Regions from separate parts of the Homo sapiens genome. Here region 1 is linked to region 2. Evidence: read pairs that join two places in POLR2A ChIA-PET (ENCODE). Cell type or tissue: GM12878. All regions are shown on one strand. Each heading gives the region's core, and the rest is flanking DNA. Links, peaks and the distances in the headings are about the cores only.

Region 1 (2,921 bases), core at 176-2,675, 150 kb after region 2:
ATGTCCCAATTTCTCACCAATTCAAACTTTTCCCACTAATTTAAAATACCTCTCTGGTTATCACATTCCATAAACATCGGTCTGTTTTGTACTTTATTCACTAAATAGTTTCACTAAACTATTTATCTGTTTCTGAGTCATATTATCTATCCATCTATCTACATATATAGATATATATGTACTGCACATACACACATAAACACAGACACACACTTTCCGAAGATTTCACCCAAATGTCTGACAACAGTAAGTATAGAAAGTCAGGTCCCTGAATCTAGGTATACATGTTCAATTATATAACCCTGTGGTAGAGAAGACAGGTCTAATCTAGAATCATTCCAAGTCAGAGTAATGCTTCACCTAATCTTTTTAATATAATTGGTCTTTTTAAACACTTTTGTTGCAACCCTTACAGCAAAGAATTCAAATACTCTGAGACCAAATAATTCATATAAGGAGATATGGCTTGCATCAGAGTTACTAAAGCATAGGGTTTCTGCTTCTCTCTACTGCCATGACCTTAAAAAATGAAAATAATTTAAATTTCAATTTTATTCTTACTAATAAAAAAATCTGACAACTAATTTTTCTTTCATCAAAAACATACGTAGGTCGATAAGTTGTGTAAAGTTTGGTCAAGTTCTTTAATCTCTCTCTATTTTAGCTTCCTTATATAGAAAATGGAGATAATAAAAGTACATACCTTATAGAGTTGTTAAAGTAAAATAAGTTTCTATGAATAGTTTTGAACTAAATCTGTCACTTAGAAAGCATTCAATAAATGTGAACATATATGTATGCTAAAATATAAGTGCTCAATAAATATTAGCATATATAATGTAATAAGCCCCCTTCTAGCTTTCTTCCTGGGGTTAGAAGTTCCTGCTAAGTATAATAGGATTACATATACTTCCGTGCCTAATTTCTTTATGCTAATATAGTAGTAACACAACTAACCAAGTTCCTCTTCCTCTAGCCTCAAACTTGTGACAATCTGCTATTTTTAAAATCAATCTCTCACATTGTGTATATACATGTACATGTATATATATATACACATACATACAAATGTATATACACATACTCACATATAGATGTATTTTATACTAGACTGCATTTCTGTATTAACATATAGTCCTGATTTTAAAAATAAAGAAATTGAGACACTGAAAGGTTAAGTTATACTGCCTTTTGTTATAGTTTATATCCACTCAACTAAGCATCTCTGTCCCAAAAGAAGGGTCCAGAGGAAGAGTATGTGTGTGTGTGTGTGTATGTGTGTGTGCACGTGTCCGTGTCAGAGACACAGAGAAAAACAGAGCATGTACTTGATCCTGCAGTAAGAAGGAATGTTCTCTAAGAAAACTCCAAAACAGGAATCTGGTAAAACTTGAGCTGGTAATTACCCTCTCCTCACTACCAGAAAGTAGACTGGTATCTTGTCTCTAACCTAAGTACTCAAGACTCTTTTTTGGTTTCATCCCTTTCCCTCATTACTAAGTAATAGGTGCTTCTTGAAATAAATACAAAAATATAAAAGTAAAAAGTCCCAATACCTCCTTGTCTCCAAATCCCACTCCTGAGAGGTAACCAATTGTTATGAACCTTAAAAAGGACAGTGATGATTTACTGCTCCACAGTACTCCTTCTTGGCCTATTCTTCTATCCCAATAATACAGGGTGAAAGAAGGGCCACAGAACAGTTTTTCTTTCTTAAAGTCCCTTTACAGCAGGTAAGTAGATCCCTGACCAAAAAGGAGGCTGCAAGTACTTTTTGTAAGAAGTCCAAGTTGAATACGATCTACCTATTAAAGCACAACTGAAAACAATGAATGAAAATCAACAAGGGGCCAGGAGTGGTGTCTCACATCTGTAATCCCAGCACTTTGAAGGCCAAGGCAGGCAGGTCCTTTGTGCCCAGGAGTTCGAGACCAGCCTGGGCAACCTGAAGAGACCCCATCTCTACAAAAAAATTTAAAAAATTATCCAGGCATGGTAGTCCGCACCTATAGTCCCAGGCTGAGGTGGGAAGATCACTTGAGCCCAGGAAGTAGAGGCTGTGGTAGTAAGCTGTGAAATGCTGCCACCGCACTCCAGCCTGGGATATAGATAGGTTACCAAATAACATAACATAACATAACATAACATAACATAACATAACATAACATAACATAACATGGGTAAAATTCTAAATATTCTAAATATTCATACAGTGATTTCAACCTATTATTTCATCAACATCATCTTTACCATATCCTCGTAAGATTCCTAAAATTGATTTCTGTGGACATTTATTTTAACAATACAGCCAGCTGTAAGGTTAAGAACATGGGCTCTGTGGCCAGACTGCCTGAGTTCAAATCCCAGCTTTGCCACGTAGTGACCCGATTATTATAAAATCTTGGTAATAACGGCTGGGTACAGTGGATCATGCCTATAATCCCAGCACTTTGGGAGGCTGAGGCGGGCAGATCACAAGGTCAGGGGTTCAAGACCAACCTGGCCAACATGGTGAAACCCCCTCTCTACTAGAAATACAAAAATTAGCTGGGCGTGGTGGCATGTGCCTGTAGTCTCAGCTACTCAGGAGGCTGAAGCAGGAGAATTGCTTGAACCCAGGAGGCGGAGGCTGCAGTAAGCCAAGATCGCACCACTGCACTCTAGCCTGGGCAACAGAGCAACTCTATCTCGGGGAAAAAAAAAATCTTGGTAATGACTATGTCCATCACAGGGTTGTTCACAGGCAGGACACAGCGTTAATTCATAAGGTGAGTTAAATGAGATAATACATGTAAGGTTTTGGCAGGTTCCTGGACCATATTAGCCTAAATGATGTTTACTTACTAAGTCCCAGAAAAATAAGCAACTTGCCCAAAAATACATGCAAAGTAAATCACGTGAGAAGAGAAAGCAACAGAAGG
Region 2 (2,921 bases), core at 115-2,614:
TATCTTCATTTTGATCACAATTTAAAATAGCAGTGGTTTGTGGGGGTTTTTTTGTTTGTTTGTTTTTCCCAACAAGGAGATGGTGTAGTCAGTGATCAGACCTCGGTTGTGAAGTCAACTCGATTCAGCCTAGTCAAATGGCCGCTCGCTACTGGGGGAGCTTCCACCACTGCAGGGGCCATGCACCTGGCTTCAGCATTCTTCCTGGGCACGGGCATCCTTCTGCCCCTGCAGACTGGCAGAGCAGCAGAGGCAAAGTGGACAACTAGGGTGAGAAAGTGCTACAATGCGACCTGTGAGGAGGGGAGGTGGCCTCAGGGGTTATACCTGTCTTCAAGCCTTGGTGTCGTGGACAAAGTCTGACTTAAAGTCCTCTCCAGCACCTAGCTCCCAGCAGGCACTCACCATATGCCGCACAAAGGCACAGGCGATGAGTGTAGCTCCATGTGCTGGGTGCTAGGTTAGAGTCGAAGGGGTGGCAGTCAGTGCCTGGCATGTGGTGGGCACTCACTGGGGTTCTCTGCCTGGGCCACTCCCTTCTCTGGACCCTGGACCCTGGACAGGGATTTGAGTGGGGAGGGGCCTGCCTTCCTGGGAGGAAGTTACAGAATGGAGCAGGGTGGGGAGGGGAAGAGGTTTCAAACCATTTCCCACCGCCCCCTGGGGGGCATGGGCTATCTCTGGAGGTATGCTGTGCATGGGTCAGTGTGACCGAAAGGCAAGGGCTACTCTGCCTCTGACACCCAGGTCCGAGGCTTTGTATTCTTGAATTTGCCATCCAAAACCACAAAGTTGTTTTAAAAAACCCACGAAGTTGTTTAAAAGATACAAATTTAGGCTGGGTGTGGTGGCTTATGCCTGTAATCACAGCATTTTGGGAGAATCACTTGAGCCCAGGGGTTGGAGACCAGCCTGAGCAACATAGTGAGATCTCCGTCTCTACAAAAAATGAACAAAATCAGCTGGATGTGGCGGTTTGAGCCTGTAGTACTTAGAAGGCTGAGCTGGGAGGATTGCTTGAGCCCAGGAAGTTGAGGCTGCAGTGAGCTGTGCTTGCACCACTGAACTCCAGCCTGGGTGACAGAGTGAGACCCTGTCTCAAAAAAAAAAAAGAAAAAATATATATACATACATACATACACACACATATATCATTTGATCCTTAAAGAACAGAGCTGTCGGCCGGACGCGGTGGCTCACGCCTGTAATCCCAGCACTTTGGGAGGCCGAGGTGGGCGGATCACCTGAGGTCAGGAGTTCAAGACGAGCCTGACCAATATGATGAAACCCCGTCTCTACTAAAAATACAAAAATTAGCCGGGCGTGGTGGCATGTGCCTTTAATCCCAGCAACTCGGGAGGCTGAGACAGGAGAATCTCTTGAACCCGGGAGGCAGACGTTGCAGTGAGCCGAGATCACGCCACTGCACTCCAATCTGGGCAACAAGAGTGAAACTCCATCTCCAAAAAAAAAAAAAAAAAAAAAAGGCGGGTGTGGGGAAGAACAGAGCTGTCTTGCACCCTGACTACATTTACAGACTTCACTCAGAACCAGAGAACACTATTTATATTTTTCCCCAGGTGGGTCTTGGATCCAGTGTTTAAGCAAAAAACTTTTCAAAATTCCCCAATACAATTGTTTTTCTGTTAAGAAAATTAAATAGCTCATTAAATAACTTTAAAATCTCAAAAAGCTGTATCAGACATGACCCATGGAAGTTAAATGTAATTTATTAGATATTGCACCATGGGCCGGGCCAACCAACATGGCAAAACCTCATCTCTACTAAAAATACAAAAAAATTGGCCAGGCGTGGTGGTGCCGACCTGTAATCCCAGCTACTTGGGAAGCTGAGGCAGGAGGATCACTTGAATCTGGGAGGTGGAGGTTGCAGTGAGCTGAGATGGTGTCACTGCACTCCAGCCTGGGAGACACAGAGTGAGACTCCGTCTCAAAAAAAAAAAAAGATAAGATACTGCACCATGAATTGACCGAATACTCTCCCCTGCCATTACTTTGGTCACTTCAAAGGTTTCTTTTATGCGCGTCCGTGTGAAGAGACCACCAAACAGGCTTTGTGTGAGCAATAAAGCCTTTAATCACCTGGGTGCAGGTGGGCTGAGTCCGAAAAGAGAGTCCGTGAAGGGAGATAGGGGTGGGGCCATTTTATAGGATTTGGGTAGGTAAAGGGAAAAAGGGGGTTGTTCTCTGGCGGGCAGGAGTGGGGGGTCACAAGGTACTCAGTGGGGGAGCTTTTGAGCCAGGATGAGCCAGGAGAAGGAATTTCACTAGACAATGTCATCAGTTAAGGCAGGAACAGGCCATTTTCACTTCTTTTGTGGTGGAATGTCATCAGTTAAGGCAGGAACCGGCCATCTGGATGTGTACGTGCAGGTCACAGGGGATATGATGGCTTAGCTTGGGCTCAGAGGCCTGACATTCCTGTCTTCTTATATTAATGAGAAAAATAAAACGAAATAGTGGTAAAGTGTTGGGACGGTGACAATTTTTGGGGGGTGGCATGGAGAGATAATGGGCAATGTATCTCAGGGCTGCTTCGAGCGGGATTAGGGGCGGTGTGGGAACCTAGAGTGGGAGAGATTAAGCTGAAGGAAGATTTTGTGGTAAGGGGTGATATTGTGGGGTTGTTAGAAGAAACATTTGTCGTGTAGAATTATTGGTGATGGCCTGGATACGGTTTTGTATGAACTGAAAAACTAAACGGAATAAGAGAAGGAGAAAAACAGGTATTAAAGGTCTAAGAATTGGGAGGACCCAGGACATCTAATTAGAGAGTGCCCAAGGAGGTTCCGCATAGCCCTGCCAGCAAAGATTATTTATTTACTTTAAGAGTTAAGAGTGGCGGTTTGGGGATAGCACCAGGAGATATCAGCTATGATGGCTTGGAGAAACAGTGTAAA

What was found. ChIA-PET counts read pairs that join two places held together with the same protein. Peaks named below come from ENCODE experiments on the same cell type or tissue, not always from the same donor. Only the 100,000 strongest peaks of a DNase experiment are listed, where the experiment ranks them.
Region 1: POLR2A ChIA-PET joins it to region 2 with 7 read pairs; 2 of 35 experiments call an interaction of 5 or more read pairs at or near these places.

The regions. Positions count from the first base shown.
Region 1 is chr2:171,127,710-171,130,630 of GRCh38, forward strand. All of the region lies in intron 1 of TLK1 (tousled like kinase 1), which reads right to left. LOC124906092 reads right to left here. Exons shown (of 1, transcript XM_047446755.1): 1 at 1-2,921. Among named protein-coding and RNA genes, the nearest start is that of TLK1, 32 kb to the right of the region's middle. In GM12878, for the core only: no CTCF peak of the experiment used is centred there; no DNase peak of the experiment used is centred there; H3K27ac peaks cover 687 bases.
Region 2 is chr2:170,975,420-170,978,340 of GRCh38, forward strand. No RefSeq gene overlaps it. Among named protein-coding and RNA genes, the nearest start is that of GORASP2, 48 kb to the left of the region's middle. RefSeq lists an enhancer at 2,066-2,622. In GM12878, for the core only: no CTCF peak of the experiment used is centred there; no DNase peak of the experiment used is centred there.